Regions from separate parts of the Homo sapiens genome. Here region 1 is linked to region 2. Evidence: chromatin loops called from intact Hi-C (ENCODE). Cell type or tissue: Caco-2. All regions are shown on one strand. Each heading gives the region's core, and the rest is flanking DNA. Links, peaks and the distances in the headings are about the cores only.

Region 1 (8,347 bases), core at 82-8,081, 580 kb after region 2:
CCAGAACTCTGAGGAGAGGTTTTGGGTGTAAAGTTGGTATTCGGGGGCATATAAATGGAATTTAAAGTCATGGGAACTGAAGAGATCCCCTAGAAAGAGGGCAATAAGGAAGAAAAGAGAGCTCAGGACTAAATCCTGGGGAAACGCAACAATTAGAAGTCAAAAGGAGATAGGGGTTCACAAGGAGTGTGAGGAGGATTTGGCAGAGAGATAGAAGGAAACCCAAGAGAGGATGGTGTCAATTAAGGAAAGAGTTAAGGGTAGAAGGGGAGAAAGAAAGATAAACTGCCTACTGTATTGAATACTGGTAAGGAAGAGGCTGGTTCTTAATTTCAAAGAGCATAAACATCAAATCAAATTTAGAAGTATTTATCATACTTATTTCATGTGTATTTCACCTACTATCATGTTTCTCCTGCAGGAGTGATGACTACTATCTGATTCATGAGCACTGTCAAATCTCATACTTTAAAAAAAGACTTTAATCTTTTTTTCTTCATAAATTTTGATTCTCCCTGAATTCTCTGGATAATTTCCACAATTCTCTTTATTTTGCTAACATATGCAGAATCTATAATCTTCAAGTCTTCACTTTTCAAATGCAAAACTATTTTAGAAGCAGTTTATTGTCTTTTGAAAATTATCCATGTTCATTTAAAAACAGATTAGCTCTTCACCTTCAACGTATTTGAATTGTCATGTTACAGGAGACTTGGAATATTAAGCTTATCGGAAAGTTAGGACAAGTTTTCCCTAGAGGGTGGAGAGTAGTTTTAAATTCGAAGTGGAAAAAAAGTTCCATATCTTAAAATAGAAGCAAATTTTTTCTCTGTTTCACATTCTCTCAAGATATCCTCAATCCTTTTTAAACTCTCTATTTATTATTAAATACAAGCAATTTAGCTCCTTTGTAAGGTTATGCAAATAACTCATCCAGAATTAGCATTTAACATGCAATTCTTATATCCACACAAATGTTTTGTATAAAGTTGTTTTAAAAAGATTCAAATCTTTATAATTAGGAAGGGAAAATATATTAATAGGAATAAAGGGATACTCTGCTAATCTCCCATATGTAAATTAGCTTATAATTTCCATCATTTACTTTAGAAGCAACAGAACAATGGAACTTTTATTCTTCAATATTGCTGTCTCTCTCCTTCTCCAGCCAGAAAGTCTGTGCTTATACATGTATATCTAAAGAAAAATAACAAGGAATGTTAAATATTTTAGTTTTGTGGGAGAGAGATGGTTGGGTAACTTGTGAGTGGGATTGAAGTTGATACTCTGTGCTTTGGCAGCCTAAGGGATAAAATGCAATGTAGACCCTCTTGGGTTCTCATTTCAACTGCTTGCATTTCCTTTTGTTCTTTGTTAGTGGGGCTGGATTCACTCCTGCCTACCTGGAACCTTCCTCCACAGCTTCTCACTCCTTCCCCAATCTTTACATAGAGGACATTCTCGTAGAATGTATGAGGAAATTGTTCATTTCCTTAAAGTGCTTTCTCTTTGCTTTAGTCTTTAGCTTAGTCTTTGGAAAAGAAGATCATGCAAACTGCAGATAAACATTGGTTAACAGTATAGGCTAGGTTCTTCCATCTCACTTACCTTCTGGAGCTTGGCTTGTATCTTCCAAGATACCAGAAATCAAGTGCACTGTCCTGGGAGTTTGGTATAAGTTGGTAAACTGGAAGTAGGATTATGAAGGATTCAAAACTAAGTCAGACAAAGAACTGTTGAAAGGATTAAGTCGTTGACCCTGGAAGTGGAAAGGGGAGCTCTGAAGAGACTTTAAACAGAAAGTGGAGGCTGAGGCTGAGCGTGGTGGCTCACGTCTGTAATCCCAGCACTTTGGGATGCCAAGGCGGGTGGATCACTTGAGGTCTGGAGTTTGAGACCAGCCGGGCCAACATGGTGAAATCTTGTCTCTACTAAAAATACAAAAGCTGTAATCCCAGCTACTTGGGAGGCTGAGGCAGGAGAATCACTTGAACCTGGGACGCAGAGGTTGCAGCGAGCCAAGATTGTTCCACTCCACTCCAGCCTGGACAACTGAGTAAGACTCTGTCTCAAACAAATAAAATAAAATAAATAGAAAGTGGGTTTAAATATGTGTCTTACAGTTGCCAAGTGGTAGAACTAGGAAAATGGGTGAAACGTTTAAGGGATGCATGTTTCTCCTTCAACAAACATTGAAGAAACTGCCAGGTATCGGGTAGAGCTCTGAGAAACTAGATGCAAGATGGAAATCAGCACTTATTCACTTCAAGGAAGTTACTGTCCAGTGGGAAAGACATGCAAGCAAACAATTATAACAGATCATGATAAATGCAAACAATACGTATTGTATTCAGTGAGAGAATAGAGGAAGGCAGCCTGTATCTGCCTTGGGGACAGATCTGCTTGGACTATCTGCTTGCGGGTGCCAAGGGCAGCTCCTCCATCCTCACTGACACCACTTCATGCAAAATTCCATTATCTTTCATCTGAGTTTCTGAAACTGTCTCAGAGCTGGTCTTCCTGCCTTCAGCTTTGCTGCTTCAATTCTTTCATCCACATTGCAGACAAAGTAATATTTCCAAAAAGGAAAACCTGATTCCCCCACTAAAAGCCTTCAATAACTTTTGATTACCACAAAAACAAAATCCAAATGCTCAAGGGCCCCTGCTTCAATCTCTAACCTTTTCTTGCTCCCCACATTTAAGCTCTATTTACAAAGAACTACTTGCCACTTTCCTAAGTCACCATTTCTTCCTAACTCCTGGGCTTCTGCACATGTAGCTCTCTGCCTGAAACCAGCTTCCCTCAAAATCCACACATATAGAAGTAAAAAAAGAGAACAAGTTTGCATGCACACACATATTGTGCATATATCCATGTGCACCCACCCCCACACACTTCCCATTTCTACCCTTGCCTTACTAACTCGTTCTTTCTTCCTCTGGTCCGCAACACCCCAAGACTCAGTGTTATTCCTCCTTGTGGGTACACTCCTATGTGGCACCCTCTGTGCATACCTAATCAATGAACTCATCACGCTGTATTGTACTTGGCTGTTTACTTTTCCATCTTTTTGTTGTTGCTGTTGTTGTTTTTGATACGAGTCTTACTTTGCTGCCCAGGTTGGAGTGCAGTGGTGCAATCTTGGCTCATTGCAACCTCTGCCTCCCGGGTTCAAGCGATTCTCTGGCCTCAGCTGGAATTACAGGCATGTGCCACCATACCCAGCTAATTTTGTGTTTTTAGTAGGGAAGGGCTTTCACCATGTGGGCCAGGCTAGTCTTGAACTCCTGACCTCAGGTGATCTGCCTGCCTTGGCCTCCCAAAGTGCTGGGATTACAAGAGTGAGCCACCACGCCCAACCCCATCTTTTTTTACTGGAGGAAAATCTGCTTGAGTGTGGGGACCACATCTTATTCCTCATTATATTCCCAGCAGCTACCATAGTTCCAAGTACATTGTAGAATGTGACTATATATTTGTTTAATAGATGAGTAAATGAATAGCATTTTGAAGAATGCTATCCAAAAATGTGAGAACGTTCTCACATTTTTGGGTAGTATACAAATATATGTTACATATCTCAGTTGAGTGATGGTTCTAAAAACTTTGGAAGGTTCTTCAAACCAAAAAACTATGATTATATAAATCTGTCTTAGATCATTTTTAGAAAGAGGTAATAAATAAGTAAATAATCCATGAACTATTTCTTACCTATGGGCAGTGTGATGGTTAATTATACGTTGACTTGACTGGGGTGTGGGATACTCAGATATCTGGTTAAACATGATTTCTTGGCATGTCTGTGAGGGTGTTTCTGAAAGAAATTAGCATTTGAATTGGTGGACTAAGTAAAGCAGATTGTCCTTCCCAATGTGAGTGGGCATTCTCTAACCTGTTGAGGGCCCAAATATGACAAAAAGGTGAAGTGAGGTTGAATTATTTCTCTATACCTGACTACTTAAGCTGAGGCATTGATCTTCTCCTGCCCTTAAACTAGGACTTACCCCATTAATGCTCCCAGTTCTTAGGCCTTTGGGCTCAGAGTAGGATTGATATCACCAGCTTTCCTGGGTCTTTAGCTTGCAGGTAGCAGAGGGCATGAAGAAACTGAGGCCCAGAGGGGTGAAGTGAGATGCTCTTAGTCACAGATAGGCTCTAAATTCTTGCCCCAGTACTTTCTACCACAGTCCACCATTTCACAAATAAGGCTGCTTGAGTTATTTGGAATTTCACTCCCCATCTTATTTCTAATTATTTTAGACCAGATTTTCCCTGAGAGAATGAGTTCCTAGTGGGAGCCCAACACTGGTCAAAGCAAGTCTGTTCTGTCAAGGACTCTAAGAGACTCTTTCCTTCTGGCGTCTTTCTTCTAGACTCAGTTAACCAAGAGAAGGGACTCAAGGTGTACATTTGTCTTGAAAGTGAGGCCTCACAGCATCAACTAGGGGAAAGTACTAAGAGTAAGTCTAAGGCTGACTTTCTTCCTTCAGGCTCTCAGGATGGCAGTTGTTCTGGATCCACCTGGATTCCTCATGTTGCTGTTGCCAGGCACATCCATGCCAACCTCCAGGTGTCTCCTTTCCATCAAAAAGGTGGTGCTATTTAGACAGGACTTTCCTCAGGAATGCAATGATTATTGTGAAATCTGCATAATTTCACCTTTTGTCAGTCATGAGACAGGAGCAGTCCTCCATCAGATGATAAGGGTGCCTAAGTTACTTTCTCAGCCTTACAGGCAGCTCCATAAGTGACCATCCTGCCCCTCTTTGTTGGTTCTATGAAAAGAATTCAGGTTATGTCAATAAACAAAACATTTATGGTGAAAAAACATATGGGAATGAGGAGAGCAAGTGCCTCAGGGGATTAGAAAAAGGCCTACCTCAAGGCCTCATGGAGAAGGTTTGTATTCTGGTATTTTGTGATTAACATGACTTAACTTCTGTCTCCTGTTGTTTCTGAGGAATTTCTTTCTACATGTGCATTTTATACTTTATGACTATGGCATTAATGGCCTCTGCAAATGGCCTTCTCTGCAGTCCTTTTACCTTCAACCCCTCTGCTAATTGCTCAACTCTGTTTTTTATTTCACTTTCAAATTCCTGGGAGAAAAATCTCATTGCCCTGCCTAATCAACATCATCCCTTGCTAGACAAAGCTGTTCTGTCAAACCACCTAATAAACCTCTGGATATTGGCTGGCCTTTTATCACTTGGTCTAGGAAATGTTGTGTTATATAAAATGTTATATAAAACGCTTAAAAGTGGGGGCAAAGCGGTCGCTGCCTTGGTGTCCCTGTCATGCTTCCCAGCAGTGGCCTAGCAGAAAAGTAAAAGATATCTGAATATATTCGCGTACCGAAGATGAGAAGGATGAGCCCATTGAAATACCATCGGAAGACGATGGGACGGTGCTGCTGTCCATGGTTACAGCCCAGTTTCCAGGGGTGTGTGGGCTTCGCTACAGAAATCCAGTGTCTCAGTGTATGAGAGGTGTCCGGTTGGTAGAAGGAATTCTTCATGCCCCCGATGCTGGCTGGGAAATCTGGTGTATGTTGTCAACTATCCTAAAGATAACAAAAGAGAAATGGATGAGATAGATGCTTCATCAGCTGTGAAAGTGAAAAGAGCAGTCCAGAAAACATCTGATTTAGTAGTGTTGGGTCGCACATGGAAAACAACTGAGCAGGACCTGAAAGAATATTTAAGTACCTTTGGAGATGTTCTTATGGTGCAGGTCAAGAAAGATACTAACACTGGTCATTCAAAGAGGTTTGGCTTCGTTTGTTTTACGGAAGATGAAACACAGGTGAAAGTAATGTCACAGCTACATATGATAGATGGACGATGGTGTGACTGTAAACTTCCCAATTCTAAGCAAAGCCCAGATAAGCCTTTGAGAAGCATGAAAGTGGGGCGCTGAACAGAGGACATGATTGCAGATGAGCTGCGGCAGTTCTTCTGTCAGTACGGGGAAGTGGTGGATGTCGTCATCCTCAAGCCATTCAGGACGTTTGCCTTTGTTACATTTGCAGATGATCAGGTTGCACAGTCTTTTTGTGGAGAGGACTTGATCATTAAAGGAATCAGCATTCATATATCCAATGCCGAACCTAAGCACAACAGCAATAGACAGAAAGAAGTGGAAGATTTGGTGGTAATCCAGGTGGCTTTGGGAATCAGGGTGAATGTGGTAATAGTAGAGGGGGTGGAGCTATTTTGGGAAACAATCAAGGTAGTAATATGGGTGGTGGGATAAACTTGGGTGCATTCAGCATAAATCCAACCATGATGGCTGCAGCCCAGGCAGTGCTACAAAGCAGTTGGGGTATGATATGCATGTTAGCCAGCCAGCAGAACCAGTCAGGCCCATCGGGTAATAACCAAAGCCAAGGCAACATGCAGAGGGAGCCAAACCAGGCCTTCGGTTCTGGAAATAACTCCTATAGTGGTTCTAATTCTGGTGCAGCAATTGGTTGGGGATCAGCATCAAATGCAGGGTCGGGCAGTGGTTTTAATGGAGGCTTTGGCTCAAGCATGGATTCTAAGTCTTCTGGCTGGGGAATGTAGACAGTGGGGTTGTGGTTGGTTGATATAGAATGGTGGGAATTCAAATTTTTCTAAACTCATGATAAGTATATTGTAAAAATACATATGTACTAAGAATTTTCAAAATTGGTTTGTTCAGTGTGGAGTATATTCAGCAGTAAGGAGGTATACCTAATGTAAATGACAAGTTAATGGGTGCAGCACACCAACATGGCACATGTATACATATGTAACAAACCTGCATGTTGTGCACATGTGCCCTAGAACTTAAAGTATACATATACATATGAAGAGCTAAAGGAATTTTATAAGTTTTGTTACAAGAGCTTGGCACGGTGGCTCATGCCTGTAATCCCCACACTTTGGGAGGCTGAGGCAGGTGGATCACGAGGTCAGGAGTTCAAGACCAGCCTGGCCAAGATGGTGAAACCCCGTCTCTACTAAAAATACAAAAGTTAGCCGGGCACAGCGGCAGGTGCCTGTAATCCCAGCTACTTAGTAGGCTGAGGCAGGAGAATCGCTTGAATGTGGGGGGCGGAGGTTGCAGTGAGCTAAGATCGCACCACTGCACTCCAGCCTGGGTGACAGAGTGAGACTCCATCTCAAAAAATAAAAAAAAATATATAAATAAAAATAAGTTTTGTTACATGAAAGGTTGAAATATTGAGTGGTTGAAAGTGAACTGCTGTTTGCCTGATTGGTAAACCAACACACTACAATTGATATCAAAGAGTTTCTCCTGTAATATTTTATCCCTGGACTTGTCAAGTGAATTCTTTGCATTTTCAAAATGGAAACCATGGATTAGAACTACATTCTTTACTCCTTGTTTTAATGTGAACCCCACCATATGAATTTTTTTCCTTAAGAAAATATCCTTTTGGGAGATCATGGTGTCACAGTGTTTGGTTCTTTTGTTTTGTTTTTTAACATTTGTCTCCCCTCATATACAAAAGCACAATATGAAGCCTTCATTTATTCTCTGCAGTTCATCTCACTTCAAATGTTTATGGAACAAGCATTTCATTGAAAGTAGTGCTGTAAATATTCTGCCATAGGAATACTTCTGTCTACATCCTTTCTCATTCAAGAATTCGTCATCACGCATCACAGGCCGTGTCTTTGATTTTTATCCACTACTCTTTATTTCATGGAGTTGTATCAACGCTATGAACGCAAGGCTGTGATATGGAACCAGAAGGCTGTTTGAACTTTTGAAACCTTGTGTGGGATTGCTGGTGGTGCCAAAGCATGAAAGGCTAGTATGAGCAAGAAAGGGAGAAAGTGCGTGCAGAGACTTGGTGGTGCATAATGGATATTTTTTAACTTGGTGAGCTATGTCTCTCAATCCTGTGGCTTCGGTGAAAGAGTGTGCAGAAAGCAATGATAGCAAATAATGTGCAAATGTTTTTTGCATTCAAAGCACATCCACATCTGTTGGAAGACCTTAAATGAGTTTTTGTTCTTAGATAACCCACATTAGTTGAATGTGTTAAGTAAAACGATACTTGTACCCCCCCCCCCCACCCCTTTGTCAACTGCTGTGAATGCTGTATGGTGTGTGTTCTCTTCTGTTACTGATATGTAAGTGTGGTGATGTGAACTAAAGCTGATGGGTTGAGAACATGGACTGAGCTTGTAATGTGCTTTGCAGGAGTACTTGGAAGCAGAGTTCACCAGTGAGCTCAGGTGTCTCAAAGAAGGGTGGAAGTTCTAATGTCTGTTAGCTAGCCATAAGAATGCTGTTTGCTGCAGTTCTGTGTCCTGTGCTTGGATGCTTTTTATAAGAGTTGTCAATG
Region 2 (8,347 bases), core at 72-8,071:
CTCCAACAAATACAGTTTTAAAGAAAACACACCCATTTTTAGATCTATTAATATGCTTTGTGATCAGTCATATTTTGGAATTTATAGGAAGAAAGGATTTTATGAGGCTAAGAATACAGGAAGTAGAGTTTTAACCCTTTTGATAAGACGTCAGGACAAAATCTGACATCTCCTCTTAGTGTCTTGAAATGATATATTGAAAAAACTCAGAGAATGTTAGGATAAATTTTAAACAATTATAACTTGGTTGCTAAGCAAATATGGATAAAATAAAAAGTTCAGAGAGACAATGAACCACAATGTAGTGTAACATAAGGATGATTATTCGATGAACTGCCCATAGAAGTACAGGCAGGACAACCACATGCCATTATTACCCACTGGGAATTGCTGAGATGGTAATTAAAATAATGAAATCCTATAGATATTAACAACTAAAACTTTAATACTTAGGTGTTTCAGAGGGCTTTCTTGTGGTCAAAAACATATTGGTGTCTAAATTTAAATCTTTGAATGACACAAGAACCCAGAGAACAAAAGATTGTATTGAAGCCTTCAGAGATTAGCATTCACAAAAGTAAATGTCTCATATTTTATCCAAAATCAATACCAAAGATTTTCTTCCCCCAGTTGCTTTGGGAGTTCAGCTAAATATTATTCATAACATGAGAGATTAAAAGAAGAAGGAAACAAAAACTTTAAAATGGCTATTTTTGAAGGAAGCCATAGAAATTGTGGTCATAAGGGATGGCTCTATTGTTGTCTTTTTCTCAGCTTGATAAATTGTTTCAAAGTATGTTGGCCAAGCTAATCACTAGCACAATATTCACCTGCAATTTTAAAATCTGAATTTCTTTATTCTTTCCCCAAACATATTAAAAATGTCTCTAGACTTCTATTTATAGATATGACCTATTGATGGTAAAAGTGCACCTGAATAATCAAAACCACTGACAAAAAAATAATAACTGAAAAGGTCAAAAAGTGGATCAATTGAACATTTCAACCTCACAAGTAAGTCCAAACATAAATGAATAATGAATCCATAAATGTTTATTGAGCACCTATATGCATAAGACACAGAGCTAGGAACCACCAAGAAGTTTAAGGTACTGTCATTGGTCTGAAAGGGACCAGGGACAAAAGAGGAGCTTATGTTGACTCATTTTTAGTGTCACTCAAGTGTCAAATGAATTGTGCACATAATAAATACAATAGAATTTTGGTGGAGTGAGGTCCACCTAGAGATAGTTTAAGTGAAATCATGCTTCATAAGGGCAGGGTCTCATTTCAGTTTTGAGTAACAATAGGATTAGATACATCAGAAACAACTTGCAGGGAACTTTACGTAAAGGAAAAATCTATTAAAAATGCTACCAAGTACCCATTTAGTGGATGGTTAGGATTCAAGACAGGCCACACTCATGCAGATGAATATATGAAGACAATGAAAAAAACTCACATAACATGGGTTAACTAATACTAACATTTTAGTATCAAATTATGTTGGAAATTTCACATAGAAGATGTTTATGTAATAGAGTTTCACCAAAAAGCAATCAACTACGTAGACTGGGTTTCATCTTTATTATGTACTAGTCAATCCCCAGGCACAGAAAGAAAGCAATGATTGAGGGAGAGATAATTGTGAATCTCTTGTTATAGAAAGTTAAAGATTGCAAGAATTTAGCACCTTCTTTCTTCTGCTGCAAGAAAGTCTCCTGAAAGGCCACAAGATTTCTGAGGAAGCTTAAATACAGGGGAGAAAGTAAAGAAGGCCTGGACTACCTGGGGAGAGAGGCATTCTAATCAGTCAGAGAGAAGAATTTGAGCCTCAAGTATTCTGTTAGGAGTACGGCGGCCTCCTGCTGTCCACACCCTGTCTCCTTCTTCACCCACACAAGAGGAAGGAAGGAATGAGCTGGGAAAATGGGAAGTGCAGGTGGTATGATAAAACCGATGAAGGATTGAAAATGGATTGCACTAAAATAAAAAACAAACAGAGTCGTCATCAGCAAACAGATGGCTCCTAATAGAGAATAAAATTTGATTAGACAGTTTCCCAAGTATATATCTGGTGCACCAGAATCAAGGAGAAATTTTTAGGCAAATCATGAAGGAAAACTTTCTTCTTCATGGAAGAAAGCAAAATTCTGAGTAAGAAACGAGAAGACTGCTATTCTGCAGGTTTGGATGGAGATATTATTTGACAGAAGTTGGTTTCCACGCTGATTTTGATGGCAGACGGTGGGGAACAAATTGGTTTTAGGGTGGAAAGATTTGGCAGATGTTGGGGGACAAGTTGGTTTTAGGGCGGACAGATTTGGCAGATTAAGAAAAAAAACTGTATTAAGCAGTGTGTGTGTGTGTGTGTGTATGTATGTTATGCAAGTGATGCTTTAAGTAAGCTGATCACAGAAAACTGAAGAAATTCAGACCATATAATTATGACCCTTCCAGGACATTTTTTTATGCTATGAAAGTTGCTACTCTATCCAAATAATGTTAAACACAGACATCCAGATTAAAAGAACTGGAAGGTCATCTAATTTGCACAATGTCACTTTACCCAAGAGGAAACCAAGGCCCAGAGATATTAACTCATGTGTTTTCGACTTGCTCATGGTGAAGAAAGGATAACATGATGGTTACCTAGCTTCCAGGTGATGGGGTTGGGCAACTGAAGTTGAAACATCAACTCTGCTCCTTTATTTTTCACTCCATTAAAAGTCCAAAATTCAGTCTAATTTCATTTGTCTGTGAGCACTTTATGCCATGATACACTGCATTTTTATAGGGCTTTATGTGTTTCAATGCATTCTTATATACATTACTTTACCTTTTCTTCAGCATGAGCAGGCAAGAATTACCAAGTTGGCTGGACAGATGCAGAAATTCAGGCATAGTAAAGTTAAACAATTTATAAAGCAAATTAGTGAAAGAGCTTGGCCTATGTTCAGCCATCCTGCTCTTGTCACTAGATCATATTACATTTGCTGGTTGGTATAATTTGCCCTAGACTGCATTTTCTATACAGAAGAGGAATTGTATTTACTTAATGTAATGAAAACATTGCACATTTGTAACAGTGTTGTTTTCTGCTATTTTTCATTACAACTGCATAGTGTTACAGCTACATTATGGGTTAAATAGACTCTTGAGGGCTAGCCTGGGAACCTAACCACCATTTATAACATTCTTTCTATGGGAAATTGCTTTGTGAATTCCAAAACAACTGATTTAAAAATTAACTTTGGGAATACACTGGTTTCAAAGTAGAAGATTGTTGGTCAGACATTTCATGTGATTGGTTGCTTAATTCATGCAATTGAAGCAAACAATAATGGATTGCCTACTATGCATCTACCAGCCATTGTGCTGAGGCCAGGGATGCAAGGATGAACAAGATCTTAGGCCTTGAGGCACTCATATCTATCAGAGAGAAACAAATTATTAAAACAAATAAATTATAAATAAGTGCTAAAATAGAGCTATGGGAAAAAATACTGCAGAAGCAAAGAGGACAGAGGAACTAGACCTCCAGGGGATTTACTATGAAAGTAACATTTGTGTTGGGTCTTGACATGTAAGTAGGAGTCTGTCAAATAAAGAAGAATAGTAGGGCATTGCGGGTAGAAAAAGAAGCAAATACAAAATGCTGGGAGGTAAAAGGGTCTGGTGTTTAGGGAGAATGATGGCAGCAACACACAGGAAGGCAGGATGGCTGTTAATTATCAGTTGCTTTTTAGTCATTAAAAATTTAAGTAATTTCTTATCTTATCTTTTTGGATTTTCCAAAGGAAAGGGGATGACTAGATTGAGAAAATTACACAGACCCTTGCCCTGCATGAGAGAGAAGAATTTCTGCTTACTCATATCATTAGTCTTGTTTTTTATCCCCATGGGTCATACTGTCAACCTTGAGCAATGTTTTGCTGAACTATGAGATCAGATCAAAGATTATAAAAGCTTACTTACTGATATCTAGGTGTTTAGGAAATATGGTAAAAGACCAGTAGTTAAAATAAAACCTGGCACATTTGAACCATTTCCATATGCTTGCTTCTGTTAAATTAATATGCTTTATATCAGCAAAATTATAATCTTTTTGACCACAAGAAAAGGTCTCACTGTGAACATATGATGATTAAGGAATATTCAGAATAAAACTCAACCTGAAATTTCAGTCTGTATATAGATCAATTTTAGTTAAAGCATGTAGAACGAATAAAATAAGCAAAAGACAGGAAGCAAAGCTAGAGAAAGGGAAAGAAGTAAACAAGGAGGAAAGAATGTTTTAGCTCAAGTGCATTTAAAATGTGTGAGAAACTTTTTTATATTCAAGTACATAATCCATTTGCAGAGGGCTGACTGAGGGTGTTTGTGACTATGTAAACTGTATTTCTTTCATGTATAACATAAACAAAAGGATACAGTCCACTGATCCTTTGTAAACATTAGTTAAAAATAATCCTGACTCTTCAGTGTGAAGCTTATGCAATGTTCATGTTAGGACTCAAATACTTCATTCAGCCTAAGACAAGTCAAAAAGGATTTTAAAAAGCTAAGTATAGAATTTAGAATGTAGAATACCCCATGTATAGTTCACAGTATTCTCTGTTCTATGGTTTTGATAAAAATACTAGAATAAAACTTATTTTTTTAATTACTTGGTACAGATTACTCATAGCTTTGAGAAATTCTTTTTTTTTTTTTTTTTTTTTTTTTTTAGAAAAGAATACAAACTTTTACTCTTGATAGCTTAGCTATTTTTCTGAGTACCTGAGAATATATCTATGAAATCTGATGAGGCAAAAGGAAGGTTGAGGTTTAACATTTGAGGGCTAATAAGAGGTATGAATGGTAAATAAATAATTATGAATTTTGAGCCAAAGAGGTCATTTAAATCATTTCTAGTTGTATCCCTTTTTTCAGACCTTTTACATCCCCCTACTTCCCTGACTGACACCCCCAACCCCCCCATCCCCCGACACCAAATAAGGTCTATATTATTGGCTGTGTCTGGAATTCTTGGTAAGGCTCACAACTATAATCCATCTTCTGGACACTAAAGAATGCTGAAGCCCAGCCTTACTCCATTCTCCTGTTTGAAGGTGACAATGTTATAGTCATAGAACCTTAGGTTTCCTTTTAATGACAAGGAAACAGGCCCAGAATGGTCAAAAGATATGCCTCAAATGACACAGTGAAATAGTCAGGGTACACTCTTTTGCCATGCAGAAATCGACCCACCACCACCACCTCCATCAACCATAACCTACTCTATTAGGCCTCTGAAAATTCAGCCTGGTGCTCCTCCTTTATTACACCAAACAGCCGCTCCTTGTTTCATGTTTTCCAGGCTGTGTATTGCTCCCTGGGAGTTATTTTGGGTCTAATTTACCTGTCAAAAGTGTGAAATACTGATTATAATAAAATCTTTCTTCTGACTCCAACTCTTTCTTTAATCACAGAGCTTACATTCTATTGGCAAAGGCAGGCATTAAACAAATAATCAAACAAATATGTAATTATAACTTGTAAGTACAATGAAGGAAAAGTAAAGGGTACAATTATGAATGTAACAAGGGACCTGATTTAAGTTTTAGAGGGAAGGCAGTCACAGGAAAATTACTATGAGAAAATTATATTTCAGAACAGAACAAGAAAGAGTTAGCAAGACAGGTTTAGTGGAAGAACGGCATTCCAGGTAGAGGGAACAGCGTGAAGGCCTCCGGTGGAAGGCGCTTATGACTGGAAAGTAGTGACCAAAGAGAAGAGTGACTGGACTGAGACGGAAGAGGTAGCCTGGGCCTGTGGGTGAGGGTGTTCTGGGACATTGTATGAACTGAGATTTTATTATTTTATTATTTTATTCAAAGAACTACAGGAAGCCACTAAAAGATGTTAGGTAGGAGTATGGGCTGGCCAGATGTCCTTTTATAAGCTCTTTGATATCATGAAACTCAGTTCTTTGTCTGATTCTGATTGTCAAAACTCAGGCTTAAAAGTGTATGACATTATTCCAAGGAATTAGGAAAATTATCAGTGCAAATCCCTCTCTCCTACTTGTAAAGACAATTTAAAGTAGATGCTCTTGGATGGTCTTTATATAGTATCGGAATTATTTGCAATCTCACATGGAAACTCATTGCGGAACAAAAACAGCGTATTTCCCAATCTTAGAAAAAAGTCACAAAGTTTATGCAAAATTCATGAAGCACGTGATGGGATATCTCAAAAACAGTAAAAATGATAATGTTTTTAATAAAAAGAGAAAGAAAATTATTGTAAAATGATATGATAAATTTGAGTTTCTTACTTGCAGAATAAACTTGAAGCTTTAATTTATATAGGGAATTATATTTTTAAATCTGAATTTTAAATGATCCTTATAATCCTCATTTAGAAAGCAAGGCCAAAAGTGAATTTTCAAGGAAATAGTTTCTGAAATAAATTATGAAATGATGACATGTTTAGTATACAACCTTCTAAATTCAACATAAAGAAAAATCTTAGTAATATCCTAAAATGTGATTCTTCAAATAAGTGACTTCATTCTTGTGATCCCTAATTGTTCTTGTGGTGCTATATATAAACCAAAGTCACCAAATACTCCACTTTCAATTTGTCTACCATTATAAGAAAGGACAGATATGAAAGATATTATATATTTTTGTCTTTGAAATATTAAGAACCAATAGTTAGCCTCAGTGACATCAAGAAAAATAATCGAAGAATGGACTTAGTCAAGGTAAAATGAAATAGGAGACTGGTAAAAACTCAGATAATTGTGTATGACTCCAACCATCACAGGATACTCAAGATTTATTTGCTATAGAATGAAAATCTCGTCTCAGGTCAGGGTTTATTCCGAGAATAAGTGTATGAGGTTGATACACTGATTTTGGTCTAGTTTACTATAAAGGAAGTTATTTTACTCTTCATTTGTTGCACAGTTCTTAGTTGAAAAATTTAAAGCTTTTCATCCAAAGGTTAGATAATACATTACAGGAAAGCATAATTTCATAGTTTCTGAAATTAAATTTGTGTCTTAGTTGGGTACTTCAACAACTTAAGAAGAAAAGTCACTGAAAACATTATAAACTAGCTAATTTTTATAGCTTCTAAAACGCTTGATTGTTAAAATAAACAATGCTCTTGGGATGCCTACATTTCTGCTTAATAAAGTAAATTAGCCTTTATAAAGTTTCTTAGTGAACATATGACTTTAGTAAATGCTTCCTTTGTTCCTGGTTCTTGGGAAAATATTATTGAAAACACAAACAAAGTAAAAAAAAAGTTACAGTTGTAGAATGAAACAAAGTTGTTCAGTCATTGGAAACATCTGGTACTGAAAGTGGATTTCTTAATTATTGAGAGGGCCCTAAAATATAAATATTCACAGGTTCAAAAGAGTGCTGCCAAATAGGTTATCAAGCAAAAAATACGCAACCACCTGGAGAACAAAATCCATCTGTCTGACTGAATCTAGTTGAAAATAATTTTTTAGACTTGTTAGTAAAACCCTCATGTAAAATTTATTTGATTGAATAATTTACTAAGAATATTTCCATAAGCATCATAAAGTGCTACAGTCGATAAAAATGAATATACTAATCATCTTTCTAACTTTGAACCACTGCCATAGCTTCTAGTGCATATATTTTGTAGGTTACTAGTTAGGCTTCATTTGTACCTGTGATCTCAACTTGAACACAGGATTCCCATCAATAAAGTGTGGCCATCCCATTAAAGGCCCACTTTACAGGGAAAAGGGAGACAGTCTAATATTCCTGGTTGTAGCTGATATTTACTTGAAGGCAAGCAGCATAAATGTCTTTAAAGATGTGCACCCTGGTGCTTTTGTCTTCCCCAATGCTGGAACTCAGGTGATGGCAAAAGTTAGAATGAGGAATGCCAGGAGGAATAATACTAAATCTATATTCTCTCTCTCCTGGAACTTTTGTGCTTGAAAAGAACTTGCTGTTACAATCCAGATGGTTCCTCCCTTCAAACAGAAATAAAAGGTAGAATGCATTAAATGAGATAATACAATGCACAAAGCACAGTAGAAAAGTCACTAGACAAATATTAGTTCTATTAAATGGCCATGGTCTCCTCTCCTAAGTATCAGAAAACTGTAAAAGCAACATTCTTAACAAAGAAGAGAGATCTCCAGTCAGGTAAATGATCTGCTAAAAAGTGAAATGTCAATATACAACCAAGCTGGATTAATGGTTTTAATACTGAAATGTACACTTTACCCTTTCTGAAGACTAAAACATGTACTTAAGAAGTTAGTACTAAAACTTTTACCAGCATAAGAGTATTCCAACAAAAAAAT

What was found. A loop is a pair of places that touch in the nucleus more often than their neighbours do. Peaks named below come from ENCODE experiments on the same cell type or tissue, not always from the same donor. Only the 100,000 strongest peaks of a DNase experiment are listed, where the experiment ranks them.
Region 1: a loop joins it to region 2, with 9 times the contacts of the local background. A loop is called at or near these places in 1 of 110 quality-filtered maps.

What each region holds. Positions count from the first base shown.
Region 1 is chr13:60,269,443-60,277,789 of GRCh38, forward strand. It overlaps the pseudogene TARDBPP2. Among named protein-coding and RNA genes, the nearest start is that of LINC00434, 5.5 kb to the left of the region's middle. In Caco-2, for the core only: no CTCF peak of the experiment used is centred there; a DNase peak (open chromatin) is centred at 4,689.
Region 2 is chr13:59,687,435-59,695,781 of GRCh38, forward strand. All of the region lies in intron 27 of DIAPH3 (diaphanous related formin 3), which reads right to left. Among named protein-coding and RNA genes, the nearest start is that of DIAPH3-AS1, 320 kb to the right of the region's middle. In Caco-2, for the core only: no CTCF peak of the experiment used is centred there; no DNase peak of the experiment used is centred there.